2 separate regions of the Homo sapiens genome follow, and region 1 is linked to region 2. Evidence: chromatin loops called from intact Hi-C (ENCODE). Cell type or tissue: B cell. All regions are shown on one strand.

Region 1 (8,000 bases), 570 kb after region 2:
ATAGTATAAATACATTGTTTCTTTGTTGACTTTCTGCCTTGATGGCCTGTGTAGTTCTGTCAGTGGAGTATTGGAGTCCCCCACTATTATTGCGTTGTTGTCTATCTCATTTCTTAGGTCTAGTAGTAATTGTTTTATAAATTTGGGAGCTCCAGTGTTAGGTGCATATATTTAGGATGGTGATATTTTCCTGTTGGACTAGTTCTTTTATCATTGTATTATCCTCCCTCTTTGTCTTTTTTAAATGCTGTTGCTTTAAAGTTTGTTTTTTTTTTTGTGTTACAAGAGTGGCTACTCCTGCTCGCTTTGGTGTCCATTTGCATGGAATATCATTTTTCACCCCTTTACCTTAAGTTTATGTGAGTCCTTATGTGTCAGGTGACAGCAGATACTGAAGACAGCGGATACTTGGTTGGTGAGTTCTTATCCATTCTGCTATTCTGTATCTTTTAAATGGAGCATTTTAGACCATTTACATTCAATGTTGGTATTGAGATGTGAGGTACTGTTCTATTCATCGTGCTATTTGTTGCCTGAACACCTTGGGAGTTTTTTATTATTTTTTATTGTGTTTTTTTTATAGGTCCTGTGAGATTAATGCTTTAAGGAGGTTCTATTTTCATGTATTTTGAGGATTTGTTTCAAGATTTAGGACTCCTTTTAGTAGTTCCTGTTGTGTTGGCTTGGTAGTGGTGAATTCTCTCAGCATTTTTTTGTCTGAAAAAGACTGTATCTTTCCTTCATTTATGAAGTTTAGTTTTCCTGGAAACAAAATTCTTGGCTGATAATTGTTTTGTTTGAGGAGGCTGAAGATAGGGCCCCAATCCCTTCTAACCTGTAAGGTTACTGCTGATAAATCCACTGTTAATCTGATAGATTTTCCTTTATAGGTTACCTGTTGCTTTTGTCTCACAGCTCTTAAGATTCTTTCCTTCATCTTGACTTTAGATAAGCTGACGACTATGTACCTAGGCAGTGATCTTTTTGCAATAAATTTACCAGGTATTCTTTGAGCTTATTGTATTTGGATGTCTAGATCTCTATCCCAGCTGACAAAGTTTTCCTTGATTATTCAAGGAAAATACGTTTTTCGAACTTTCACATTTCTCTTCTTCCTCAGGAACACCAATTATTCTTAGGTCTGGTTGTTTTACATAATCTCAAATTTCTTAGAGGCTTCGTTCATGTTTTAAAGTTCTTTTTTATTTTGTCTTTGTTGGATTGGGTTAATTTAAAAACCTGGTCTTCGAGCTCTGCAGTTCTTTATTCTGTTTGTTTGATTCTATTGCTGAGTGCTTCCAGTGCATTTTGCATTTCTCTAAGCATGCCCTTTATTTCCAGAAGTTGTGATTCCTTTTATTTATGCTCTCAATTTCACTGAAGATTTTTCCCTTCACATCTTGTATCCTTTCTTTGATTTCATTAAGTTGGACTTCACCTTTCTCTGGTGCCTTTTTGATTAGCTTAATACTCGATCTTCTGAATTCTTTTTCTGACAATTCAGCGATTTCTTCTTGGTTTGGATTCAATGCTGATGAGCTAGTGTGATCTTTTGGGGGTGGTAAAGAACTTGTTTCATCATATTCCCAGAATTGTTTTTCTGGTTTCGTCTCATTTGGGTAGGCTACGTCAGAGGGAAGATCTGGAGCTCAATAGCTACTGTTCAGATTTCTTTGTCCAACAGGGTGCTCCCTTTTTCTCTTTTTTTTTTTTTTTTTTTTTTTTTTTTGAGATAGAGTCTTGCTCCATCCCCCAGGCTGGAGTGCAGTGGCGCGATCTTGCTCACTGCAAGCTCCGCCTCCTGGGTTCATGCCATTCTCCTGCCTCAGCCTCCTGAGTAGCTGGGACTACAGTGCCCCCCACCACACCCGGCTAATTTTTTGTAATTTTTTTTTTTTTAGTAGAGATGGGGTTTCACCGTGTTAGCCAGGATGATCTTGATCTCCTGACCTCATGATCCGCCCACCTCGGCCTCCCAAAGTGCTGGGATTACAGCCATGAGCAATTGCGCCAGGCCACGGTGCTCCCTTGATGTAGTGCTCTCCCCCTTTCCTAGGGATGTGGCTTCCTGCGTGTTGAACTGTAGTAATTGATATGCCTCTTTTTGATCTAACCACCCAGAGGAGCTACCGGGCTCTAGGCTGGTACTAGGGGGTGTCTGCACAGAGTCCTGTAATGTGAACTGTCTTCATGTCTCTCAGCTGGGAATAGCAGTGCCTGCTCTGGTGGAGGTGGCAGGGGAATGAAATGGACACTGTGAGTTGTAGTTTTGTTTATTGCACTATTTTTGTGCTGGTTGACCTCTTGCCAGGAGGTGTTGCCTTCAAGAGAGCATCAGCTGTGATAGTATAGGGTGGATCAGGCAGTGGGTGGGGCCCTAGAGCTCCCAAGAGAATAAGTCTTTTGTCTTTGGTTACCAGGGCAGGTAGAGAAAGACCAACAGGTGGGAGCAGGGTTAGGCCTGCCTGAGCTCAGACTCTCCTTGACCGGGGCTTGCTGTGGCTGCTCTGGGGGATGGGGGCATGGTTCCTCAGGCCAATGGAGTTATGCTCCCAGGGGGATTCTGCCTGCCTCTTCTATGTCATGCAGGTTGTCAGGGAAGTGGGGAAAGTTGGCAATTACACCCCTCACCCAGCTCCCCATGCAACTCAAGGGCCAGTCTCATTCCTACTGTGCTCCCCTCAACAGCAGGGAGTTTGTTTCCAGACAGTGGGTGAGCAGGGCTGACAACTTGCCTCAGGCTACCAGCCTCCTGGCTGTGAAAGCAAGCAGGGCTTTCAGATCTTGTGCCTCCCCACCTACTGCAGCTTCTGTGCTTTGTCTGCACTCCTGATTCACCCCCTTCCCTGAGTTCTGTCCAGGAAACTTTGCGTTCCATTGAAATTGTTACAAAATTCAGCTGGAAGTTTCCTTCTCCCTGTGGTCTTTTCCCAGTTCTTCTTGCAGCCCTCCCCAAAGACCTCTGAGAGAAAAAGTCAGAAATGGCTTCCCTGGGTACCGAGAGAGCCCACAGGGTGCTTTCTGCTGATTCTTCTACCTTTGTATTTCACTCAGCTCTCTAAATTGTCTCAGCTTTAGGGAAGGCCAAATCCTTCTTCCGTGATCTGGACCGTCAGGATCCCCAGTGAGGGTGCATGTTTGGGGATGGACGGGCCCCCTTGTATACTTTCACACTTTGGGTACTCACAGTTTGGGGGCTGCCTCCTGGAGCCTGCAGGAGCAATCTGCTTCCTTCAAAGTGTCTGTGGATTCTCTTGGCTCTCTTGGTATTTTCCTGTGGTAGTTCTTGGAGCAAAAGTTCGCGATGTGAGTCTCCACATGCTGCTTTTTCCATCCAAGTGGGAGTTGCAATTTAGTCCTGCCTCCTAGCCACCATTTTCCTCTAGAAAAAAACAACATGTCAAACTTATTACCCAAGAGGAAACACTAGCTGACAGTATAAAGAGCTTCAAAGAATTTAAGAATTAATGGATAGTAGATCCATAATAGATCACTAAATAAAACCACAGTGGTGGCTGCAAACTCCTGATATTCAAGGTTGACATTGGGAGCCAGGAAATAAATCCCTGGAGGTTGTAAGCAGAAGCAGAACCCCCGGAGTGTATGCAGCAGAAACCCACACGGATGGATATATTGCTGTGGGCTGAATTGTGCCCCCATCCGTATTTGAAGCTGTAAACCTCAATATGATAATATTTGGTGCCACAACCTTTAAAGAGGTAATTTCGGTTAAAGGTGATAAGATTGGGCACTAGTCTAATAGGATTAATGTTGAGAAAGAGACAGCAGAGACGCAGCACAGAGAAAAAGCCTTTTGTGAACACAGCAGGAGGAGAGCAATCTGCAAGCCAAGGAGAGAGGTCTCAGAAAAAAACAAACCCTGGTGACTCCTTGCGTTCAGATATCTGGCTTCCGGAACCATGAGAAAATAAGTCTCTGGCTGAGCATGGTGGCTCACACCTGTAATCCCAGCACTTTGGGAGGCTGAGGCAGGTGGATCACTTGAGGCTAAGAGTTTGAGACCAGGCTGGCCAACATGGTGAAACCCTGTCTCTACTAAAAATACAAAATCAGCCAGGCGTGGTGGCAGGTGCCTATAATCCCAGCTACTCAGGAGGCTGTGGCATGAGAATTGCTTGAACCTGGGAGGTGGAGGTTGCATTGAACCAAGATCTTGCCACTGCACTCCAGCCTGGGAAACAGAGTGAGACTCTGTTTCAAGAAAAAGAAAAAAAAAGAAAAGAAAAAGAAAAAGATAATAGGTCTGTTTTAGTTAAGCCATCCAGTTTGTGGTATTTTGTCATGGCAGTCTTCGCAGATGAATACATATACCATACAACACAGTATAAACATAACACAATCTTATTAGCTGATTTTACAAGCAACTCACGACAATGAGGGCAATCAAGAAAACAAGGAGTGGCATTAAGGCAAGCATTTTTTCTTCCTATTTGAATTATTATGAATGCTATCATTGATGTAAAACATGGGAAATTCCCTATAATGGAGCTCACAAAGCCAATTCGCCAGCAAGCTGCCAATTAATGAATATTTCTGTAGTTAAAGGATCATCAGTTTCTGGCCTCAAATTTCTCCTAATTGGTGTGAATAATAATAGGAGGATAAAGACAGCAGGGTATGCTCTGCATTTCCAAAGAGGTGAGAAGAGAGGTGACGGACTTGAAGTGAGGGACTCAGTTCAAATTGCCTGGAAGTGGGGACCTTGTCCTCACCATCTTTGTATCCCCAACTCAAAAGCTTTACTGAACCCAGCTATTCTAAAATTAATTTGATGAGTGGCTAAGGAATTAGATTAACTGGTACTAAGCGTTAAGCTTCAGAGCACACTATGAAACTTGGCAGAGTGGTGAGGGCCCACCGCCGAGATCCAGTCAGGAGGCTCACCAAAGGGTGACACGCAGAGGCTGCCACTGCAGTGTCCTTGCTTTGTCTTCTTAGGTAAATAAGTCTTTGCTTCTCACCCTCCACCCCCTTGCTATAGCCCTATGTGGAAACTACTTCCTGTTTTAAACAACTCACAGCCACAGCAGAACAAAAACGATTCACAATCTCTGAGTGCCTAGAAGTGTTTCATATTGTATAATACGTGAAAATGAGAAATTTAAAAGCACTTTTAGAATTGGGAGATGTTTTCTTCATTGAATATGTTATATAATCATTATTTCATTTATTTAATTAATTTTTGAGAACAAATACAAGAATTTATGTTTGCTTAGCATTTGACAGTTTTAAAACACTATGCAGACATTGTTTTTGGATCTCTATGCAGTTCTGTAAGGAACAAAGATTGGAATTTCATTCAGATTTATGGATAAGAAAGCTCAGGGGGAAAAGAATAAGGGAAGAGCAGCCCAAGGCCACTTAGTGAGCTTTGCACCCAGAGCTTCAGCACAGACTCCTGGGCAAGACCAGGAAACTATTTAAGGAAAGCAAAGCTTATTTAGATGTCAATTTACATATTTGCTGTTTTTCTTCCTGTAAGAGAAATAATAGCTCTCAGGATGTAAATGTGCCACTTCAAGGCAAAATAGGGTAGCCATAAGTGATAAACTGTCTAATATATCAAATTCATGGTGATATGAAAGTGTCAACAATGATATTTGCTTACTGGAGTGTGTGTGTGTGTGTGTGTGTGTGTGTGTGTGTGTGTAAGTATGAATATTTTCCTCCCAGAACCACTGCTAGAAACACAAAAATATTTTGGTGGGAAAAAAAATGTAAGTAAATGTTGGCTGGTGAGACTCAGAGAGGGCAGGATACGGTGAAAAGCATATCCTGCAAAGCAAAAGACCAGTGATTGCCTTGATACCCTGGAGACTATGGAGGCAATGGGAAAAGAAGAGAGGTAAAGTGAGGAAAGAAGCCAGGGAGATGTGGGCCACAAGTCCGTAGAGGTGATTGTCATCTGGGAATGTCATGAACCCTCATGATCCTCTGAATTTTCAAAAAAAAAAAAAGAAAGAAATCACAAAATGCTTAAGAATGGTGGATTTGAAATATAACTTGATGAGTGAGATTAAGCCCTGCATCCAGGCTACAATAGGAGAAGGAAAGAGTGTTACGACAAGGAAAAATAGAAGCAAAAGGAAGCATGATGAGGTAGAGCGCTGGGATGTTAGGGACCATGGAATTAGATTCCGGAAAAGGTACGCAATTTCTGAAAGGCAGGGAGGCTCCAGATGGCATACAGATGGATGGATTGGTGGGCGGACAGATGGAAAGATGAGTTGATGAGAGGCAGACAGATCAATAGTTAAATGGTTATCACTATATTAGACTTAGATGCATTGGAAATTAATGTATACCTAAGAATAGTAAGAAGATTCTGAACATCATGAAAAGTTTCCGAATTTAAGCTAGGGAAGGCCTGAAAGAAGTCATTCAGTTTGATAGTTTGATATTAGAAGGTGTTGGTGATCTCAGCACATTTTGAGAAAGATTGGCTCCGTTGGTGAGGCACCCACGATGTCACCCATACACCTTTTCTTCTGTGGGTGTCCTTTGATTAAGCAAACTACGGAACACTATTTCTCTTTCCGTGGAACATATCTAGGCCAAAGTGATTAAAATGAGGATAGTTGCACACTAGATCTCACTCCTGAAGTTTCATTTTCCCTTCCACAAAAGAAAAGGCTAAAATTCTTTTCTATGTGAAAGTTACAGCAGATTTTAAAATGTGATTCTTTAAAAAACCATCTCATTAGTCACTGACAGTAAAAAATCACCTCCTGTTGGTCTCAATCAAACATTTTAAAGGCTATATCTGATTTTACAGTATTTAAAATCTGTTCTTAAACATTTACTATTGCTAGCCCATAGCTCTTCTTTTTTCTTGCATTTCTAAGTAAGCATTAGTGTCCAGAGTAACACAAATGAAAAACAGACCAATATCAGGGGCTCATGATCATAACTGGTCTCAGCTGAGTATGAGCGGCCTGTGATGCAAATGTAATGAGTGCTTAGGACAAGGGTGATGAAGCAGAAAGCTTAACAAACTGCACTCAGATTGCCTGGCTCTGCATTCTAGATACACTTCACACTAGTTTTTGAGACCTTGGGCAAGATATATAACTTCTCTATGGCACTATTTCCTCATCTGTAAAATACAGTTAATAACAGCATCTGCCCCATGAGTTGTTACAAAAATCAAATTAGATTTAAATAATAAAAAGTCATGGATGAGGAAAAAAGTCTGCAAAACTCATATCTGACAAAGAACTTGCCTCCAAAATATACAAAGAATTCTTAAAACTTAACACTAAGAAAACAACTCAATGAAAAAGTGGGTAAAAGATCTAAACTGGTATCTCACCAAAGAAGATATACAGATGGCAGAAAAGCATATGAAAGATGCTAACATCATATGTCACTAGAGAATTGCAAATTAAAACAACAATAAAACACTTCTCTTCACCTGTTAGAATGTCTTAAATCTGAAACAACAATATTAAAGGCCGGTGAACATGTGGAGCAATGGAAACTCTCATTCCTTGCTTGTGGGAATGCAAAATGATAACAGCTACTTTGGAAGGCAAGTTGGCAGTTTCTTGCAAAGCTAACTGTAGTCTGGCCATCTGATCCAGCAGTCGTGCTACACAGTATGAGGTTATTTGTCCAAATAAGTCAAAAACTTACATCCACACAAAATCCTACTTTTACAGCAGCTTTATTCATAATTGCTGAAAATTAGAAGCAACCAAGATGTCCTTCAACAGGTGAATGGATAAACAAATTGTGGATTATGCACACAATGGAATACTACTTGGCAATAAAAAGAAATGAGATATCGAACCATGAAAAGACATGGAGGAACATTAAGTGAAGATTGCTAAGTGAAAGAAGACAATCTGAAAAGGCTACATACAATTATTGCGACTGTATGACATCCTGAAAAAAGCAAAATGATGGAGGTGGTAACATATCAACGATTGCCATGGGTTTGAATGCGAGGAGAGAGGATGATGAGGTAGAGCTCAGGG
Region 2 (8,000 bases):
TCTCAGAGCTCTCAGACACTCACGTCCCATGAATCACCTGGAATCTTGTTAAACTGCAGTCTCCATCAGCCAGTCTGGAGTATGGCCTCAGATTCTGCATCTATAACAAACTCCCAAGTGATGACGCAGTGCTCATCCTTGGGCCACACATTTGAGTGGCAAGGGGCTGGAACACGGAGCTTTCAATGTTTCAGCTTCCTACTTTTGGAGAACTTCTATCCACTTAGAGAACATCGCCACAGCCCACCAGTCACTGAGAGCTCAGGGGGAAAACTGTGCTCAGTATTACAGAAGTAAATCCGGCCCCTTCCCTTGGAGGAGCACACCCAGCCAGGTGTTAGGAAACTGAGACTTGAAAACCAGAGCTTGAGGCTCACGACAGTTCTCCGATGAGGTCTTCATAAAATGGCAGACCTTCAGAACTCTAAGCCATGGGTTTAAAAAACCAATAAATGATTGAATAGCTTTCCTTTTGTATAAGTTAACCTTCTAACTTCAACATCTAAACATCTAAAAGCATCTTTTCTTTCTTTCTTTTTTTTTTTTTGAGATGGAGTTTGGCTCTCGTTGCCCAGGCTGGAGTGCAATGGTGTGATATCTGCTTACTGCAACCTCCGCCTCCTGGGTTCAAGTGATTCTCCTGTCTCAGCCTCCCAAGTAGCTGGGATTACAGGCATGCGCCACCACACCTGGATAATTTTGTATTTTTAGTAGAGACGGGGTTTCTCCATGTTAGTCAGGCTGGTCTCAAACTCCTGACCTCAGGAAATCCACCCGCCTCGGCCTCCCAAAGTGCTGGGATTTCAGGCGTGAGCCACTGCACCAGGCTCATACTGTTTTTATGCATGTTATTTATCACATTTTATTAGTAGAAAACTGATTCTGACATAGACTTGCTGCAAAATACAATGTTTTTGTTTCTAGATTATGGTCAAAACTAACTTTTTTTTTCCTGAAGGGAAAATAGGGTAACTTTAAAAAGCCAAGTAAAATTAAACTCTTTCAGAAATCATTTATAATAATTGGCAAATGTTTATGTGCTGACAGCTGTTGTAAAAGTTTTTTAAAAATATCTGATTACTTCAAGTATATCAAAATTCTACCTACAATTGTATTTATATTATTAATTTGCATTAATAATCTGTTTTAATTGGAAAGATGTAAAATTCTAGGTGAATTCTAAATTAGTTGAATTTTAAATAAGGAGTTTTTATAAAATATACTTTAAGTATTTAAATCAAATACGAAACAGTGTCTGCTTGGGTTTAGTTTGGCAATTATTTTGATGTTTAGATTTAATTCAGTCATTTAACTATATGGATTCAGTTTTATTTCAAATAGATTTCAATGTGTATTATGTGAAGAAATTATATATAATACTAAGGTATTATTTATTTAATTAAAGTATTTGAGTTTGTTTCTATGTTCAGCAAGGATAATTCAGCTACGTTTGGTCTGGGTTTGGTTTCTCATTATATAGCCCATACAATAATCATTTTGAAAAGGTTCAGCTTGCATTTGAGAATATTTTTTAATTCACAATAACTTCAGCACTTATCACCTGACATCCTAGGTATGTATACACACACACACACACACACACACACACACACACACACTCACACACCCTCAACTGAGTGCCTGAGTATTGATCCTTGTTCTAATGTAATACAAACTTTCCAGAAGTATCTTAAGCTGTTTCCAGACACGGTCATGAAGAATAGGTTTTCTCTCCCAGCATTGATTCATACACAGTGTGTCCATAGCGTGCCTGTGTGTGACGTGGTCGCATGCTGGCTCGGCACAGGAAATCCACGTTGTCAAATACTGCACTTACCTCCGGTTAGCTGTTGTTTCCTCTCACAGAACTGCAGTTCAAAATACTTGATGAAGCAACTGGACAAATCATTAAGTGTGGTCTTGGCATGTCCAAAGGCTTCTAAGATGCACACGACCTGTGGGAGAGGAGAACATTTTACTGAACTGCTCATATTTTAAGAAATAAAATTGATGAGTAATAGCGACGATGCAGTGAATAATACTTCTTGGTCTGAAAGTTTCTATCCTGCTCATAGAATGCTATATTGAATTTTTAAGACCCCTTTTTCCTCAAAGGCAAGCCACTAGCATCCTATGTCTCAAATTGTGGCTACTGTTCATGAAGCAATAATAGACAGATTGCTTGACGACACTGCACTCTCCTGCACATAAAAGAAGGAAAGCCATTCTCTACACACACAGCCCCAAGCTTAACAAATGTTATCAAGATTTCAAACCTGAATAGAACAGTAAAATAGCGTTTGCATTTTGGAAGGGAAGGAGTCATCTGAATTAATATAGGCAAAAGTCAGAATTCATTTTACAATAATACATTTATTTAAACATTGGCATAGAACATTCCTTTGAATCCTTATTTACTTTCCACTCATACTCTTTTTCAACCCTGACCCCCATTTATCCTCCCTGTACCGTGCTTTTGCCTCACACCAACTATTCTCTTCCACAGGGCAGCGGTGAAACTCCCAGCTGAGCTGCCATGCCGCCTTCTCTCGCTGCCCTGTGCTTTGTTGCAGACTGGCAAGTTTGTGGCTTTGCAACGCTATGATAAAGCTCCTCAGGCCAACCCTGGGGGCTGAAATTCTTCCTTGACATGTTTCCTTAAGCATTCACAGTAGAATAAAAGCCACTGCTTCTTCATCAATTGACTCTGCCTGTGAAGGTGATGGGGACCAAGCAATTCTCCAAAATGTATGAAAATCTGGAGGGTTCAAGGGTATCTCTTGCATGATAGTTATGTTCCATGCGGTTTCTGCATCAGCCACAGGAGGGAGTACAATAACACCTTATTGATACACGGACTAGTTTTCCTGTTCCCTAGTGTTTCTAATAGTGTTTTTTTGAGAACACTATCCTACTTTTTTTTAAGTGCTTTGATCCCACTTTTTTTAAAAAATTTACTTTTTATTTTATTTTTTGAGACAGAGTCTCACTCTGTCATCCAGGCTGGAGTGCAGTGATGTGATCTCGGCTCACTGCAGTGGTGTGATCTCGGCTTACTGCAACCTCTGCCTCCTGGATTCAAGCAATTCTCCTGCCTCAGCCTCTGGAGTAGCTGGGATTACAAGGGCATGCCGTTACACCAGGCCAATTTTTGTAGTTTTAGTAGTAGAGACAGGGTTTCGCCATGTTGGCCAGGCTGGTCTCAAACTCCTGACCTCAGGTGATCCGCCCACCTCGGCCTCCCAAAAAGTGCTGGCATTACAGGCATGAGCCACCACGCGCGGCTGCTTTGATCCCACTTTTAAATTTCCTGGCATCTGCTACATTAAGGTGTTGAATTAACCTGGAAGTATTTTATACTGTGAAAGATTATAAAATAGTTTGACGCTAACCACAAATTAAAAAATGCTACAAGTTGTGATAATAGTGAAGTATGTTAAAACTTCTGTGTTTGAAGTTTGAATTTTGGAGACAAACATATATTAATTCCTTACAAAAACTTTATGGTTTAGGTCTGTATATAATAATCTAATTTTAAAGATGATAAAAGTAAATTGATAGCAGTGATGATAGCAATGTTTTCTGGGAAAAAAATGAAATAGTACTTAGTAACTCTTCGTTTTTGTATCTTTTCCTATAATCTAATATGAAATATGTAGTTATATACATACGGTGAAAATAAGAGGGTAATGATAGCACATTTTAAATATTAATAATATTACATTAAACAATTATTTTTAAAGTCATAAAAATAGGATAATCTTTAAAAATATTTTGCTTCTAGTTATTCTGGTGTTGTGTCTGATAAGTAATGTTTTGATTATTCTTGGAAAAAGGACATTACAGGTAATTAATAACTTGTTCCCCTAACAGTCAATATAGGGAAATGGTTAAATGCATGTGCCTGGGAGTGAGAAGGAGCTACCCCCACACCCCAACACTGCTAATGAGAAATTATGTAACGCTGAGGAGGTCCTCTGAATTCCTCAAACCTCATTTTCCTTAATTCTCACGCTGGAATAACTCCTTCAGTGTTTGTCAGTGTCCGCTGTGTAAAGCACTCAGCTTTACGTCTGGCACAGAGAAAACATTCAGCAAATAACAACAGTGAATTTTACTTTTGTGAATAGCAATAGACAATGTTCCCGTCCTGCTCACTATGTACCAGGCAGTGTTCTAACGGGTGATGTGTCTGTGCATGTGTGTTCTCTGTTAACTCTCGGAACCAGTGTATATTTTACACTGCTTTACAGAAAAAAGGACATAGACCAATTAGTTTTCCCAAGGCTCAAAGGTTGTCAACAATGAAGCTGGGAGTTGAACCCAGGTGAGTTGGCTTTCAGAATCACACACTTAACCACTGCACTATGCAGTAATTACTGCTGAAATACCAATAAAGACATAGAAGGCATGAAACGAATATAAAACTACAACTACTTAACAAAATGTAAATACCCCATGGCATTCTTTCACTGTACGTTGTCATCCATGAGTCAAGATTAAAATGCTAAATAAACTATGCAATAACCAGTTTTTTATCTTTAATTAGCCACTTGGCCGATAGGTGGCACTAAATAAATGTATTAAGAGAAATACTGAGCTAAACAAAACTGGCATTATTCCGCTGCTCACCTTGATTTCAAAAACAACAATGACAACGTTGCACAGTAACAAAATTTAAATAAAAATATAAATGAAGAAAATTAAATATATATATTTTCCTCAATATTTACTTATTCAAATTTTATTGACTTTTTTTTTGTATTTATAATGTATGGTATTTTTTCTATAAATTTATGTCCCTATATAAGTCATGGACTATTATGGTAGGAGTTAATCTACTGTATTTTCTGAAAGTAAAGACTTGTGGCATCCTCTATAAAAAATATTAACTCAATCGATATCAACCCATCAGTCTGCTCTCTGAAAGCTATTGCATAGTGAATGCTTATTTAAGTGATTTCAATGGAATTGAATATTCTTAAAGTTGAAATTCATTTGGACCAGAGTTGGTGAAGGTTCCAGGTAGTTTCTTCCTGAAACATGACTTTTCTGTTCCAATAAATTTAATGTCATGGAAAATGCCCTGCTTCCAATGTTTGAAATTCAAATGCAGGGGTTAGAAACAAAACAGCCCTTCCTAACTGCTCTTAGCTGCTCTGAAACTTTGTGGGGGAACAAAGCCATGTCTGTGGTGATCGGGTTCCATCCGTCCATCTACCCAGTGGGTAAAGTGCACTTGAAGCCCAGGACAAAGGCAGGTGAGCTCATGCAGGCTTTTAAGATGGGCCAAATGAGGTGTAAGACTGACAGAAAGATTTCAGTCACTTCTCGTAAGAATAAGTGTTTGACCTGCATATAATCACCAAAAGTCATTTCTGGACCTCAATGCTGCACTCTCTCACTTACTAGATGTTACCAACTGAATCTTCCTCCTTCTCTCTCTTCTCCCAAAACCTCCTTCAGGGAGAGTACTGTGTGTTGTGACAGTGTGAACTTCTAGTTTCCACCCAAACCCTTTCATTTTGGGTTCTCTGGCTTCCCATACTCCACTGAGATGGCAATCTTTAATTTTAACAATGATGCCATTATTATCAACCACAGGAAGAGTTTCTCTACTCCTCAGTGTCTGCACAATACTACAATGAAGACCACCCCAATACATCCTCACTGATATGGTTTGGCTCTGTTTCCCCACCCAAATCTCGAGTCGAATTGTAATCCCCACATGTCAAAGGAGAGACCCGGTGGGGGGTGATTGAGTCATGGGGGCAGTTTTCCCCATGCTGCTCTCATGATCGTGAAGGCATTCGCATGAGATCTATGGTTTAAAACTGGCAGTTTCCCCTGCGCATGCTCTCTCTCCTGCCATCATGTAAGATGTGCCTTGCTTCTTTCTTCTTCACCTCCTGCCATGACTGTAAATTTCCTGAGGCTTCCCCAGCCATGCAGAACTGTGAGTCAATTAAACCTCCTTTTTTTAAAAAATAAATTTCCTAGTCTCAGGTGGTATCTTTATGGCAGTATGAGAACAGACTAGTACACTGACTTTTCTTTCTCTATCATTCTTTTACTACACATTATTTGGCAACTGCTGATCCAAATGACCCCCAATGAGTATTTTCCTAGGATTTGAGGCAAAATTGTCTCCTTTAGAATGAACCAGGCTCTCTCAGTGGAATGTACAGTTTGTGTGCTTGCTACACACCTGATCCCGCCTGCCAGCACTCCCCATGATGGCCTGTGTGATATTCCAGAATGCAGTCTCACAACCAAATATGGCTAAACCGTGTCTCTAATCAGCACATTGTCCTCTCCTCTTAGGGCCACCTAGTGAACTTTCCTTTCATCTTATCCTGACCCTCAAACTTTCTACTAGATAGCTCCATAAATCAAGGCTGTTCAAGGATGTTCTTTTCTACTCATTTCCTTAATCAGATTTTCCTTTCAGGAAGTATAGGAAGTGCTCACTTAGTATCATCAATAGGTTCTTGGAAATTTCTACTTTAAGCAAAACAACGTACCTTCTAATGCAACCAATTTTATCACAGACTAATTAATATAAACAAGAGTTAAATTCTTACAGCAGACAGGAAATAGTTTTGCTTAAAGTCACAGTTTCCAAGAACCCATCAATGACATTGTGAAGATTTATTGTACTGGTTCATCTCTTAAATATACTTAATTTCACTAAACCCTCTAATTTTATAAAGATTTATGGTAAATTAAAAAATGTATTCAATGCTTGTATTTAATTCCTGTACATATACTCGGATGATTTACAGATATAATGACTGATGATTTTCATGAACATCTTGGACACTGAATGATATTCATGTGGATAATGATCTAAAGGGAAACAATAAAACCACAGCTGACATGGAATTTAAGCCATGCTCAAACCTGGGCAATATTTTTTCATGAGACTAGAAGTCATTTATTTATGAATCTTTTATGTGTCATGAGGAGTGAATAAAACACACAAGTTAACTAGAATTAGTTTTACTTGAAATATGCACTGATATTATAATCTGGACTCCCAGATGCTAACTGATTTGGGAGGGTTATATCTACCTGATCCAAAGGAATGCACTTTAGAATGTATTTGTTTGAACTAAAATTTAAAGCCAATTTACATAAGGTAATAGAGAATGCATTACAGAAATTATACAGCCTGCTGTCTCCCAGATGATCATTTTAATAGATGATTGTATATAATTTAGAGGGGAAACTATTGTTCCTTTTCATTATGAGTAAGTCATCAGTTTCTGTTATTTCCGTTAGTTAACTTGAGGCTATTTTATAACCATGTTGTTTTACACGTACTCTAACTCTTAAGTGTCAGTTGTCAGGATATTAACATATTTGAACAAAGAAGATAGGTTATGCTATTCTCCCAAATTGACTCTCAATATTAAATTATTTTGACCGGCCAGGTGCAGTGGCTCATGTCCGTAATCCCAGCACTTTGGGAGGCTGAGGTGGGTAGATCACTTGAGGTCAGGAGTTCAAGACCAGCCTGGCCAACATGGTGCAACCCCATCTCTACTAAAAACTACAAAAATTAGGCAGGTGTGGTGGCACACGCCTGTAATCCCAGCTGCTTGGGAGGCTGAGGCAGGAGAATTGCTTGAACCTGGGAAATGGAGTGAGCAAAGATTGTGCCACTATACTCCAGCCTGGGTGACAGAGCAAGACTCCATTTCAAAAAAAAAATTATTTTGAGCTTGTTGTAGAATTATGCAGGTGCTCAATATGGTATGAGCTTAATAAATGGTTATAAATTAAAGTCATTAATGAACACACATGATACCACAGATATTCAAAAAACTAATTATGCATTCTTTTTAAAGAGAAAAGTCTACAGAATCAGACATAAGCTTGGGGATCTATTAGAGAAGAATAAATTTTAAAATTACTTATAATTCACAAGTATAAAATATGCAAAATAATACTAATTTATTAATTAAAAATCAGTTATTCTCATTTCTAAATAAGGA

The links. A loop is a pair of places that touch in the nucleus more often than their neighbours do. Peaks named below come from ENCODE experiments on the same cell type or tissue, not always from the same donor. Only the 100,000 strongest peaks of a DNase experiment are listed, where the experiment ranks them.
Region 1: a loop joins it to region 2, with 19 times the contacts of the local background. A loop is called at or near these places in 77 of 110 quality-filtered maps.

What each region holds. Positions count from the first base shown.
Region 1 is chr13:108,323,467-108,331,466 of GRCh38, reverse strand. LOC105370355 (a long non-coding RNA gene) reads right to left here and starts at 3,438. Exons shown (of 3, transcript XR_007063863.1): 1 at 3,188-3,438. RefSeq lists an enhancer at 4,216-4,848. In B cell, no CTCF peak of the experiment used is centred here; a DNase peak (open chromatin) is centred at 4,986; H3K27me3 peaks cover 876 bases.
Region 2 is chr13:108,891,971-108,899,970 of GRCh38, reverse strand. MYO16 (myosin XVI) reads right to left here. Exons shown (of 35, transcript NM_001198950.3): 15 at 1,838-1,955. Among named protein-coding and RNA genes, the nearest start is that of MYO16-AS2, 210 kb to the left of the region's middle. In B cell, a CTCF peak has its summit at 4,559 (motif pointing right); a DNase peak (open chromatin) is centred at 4,550; H3K27me3 peaks cover 440 bases.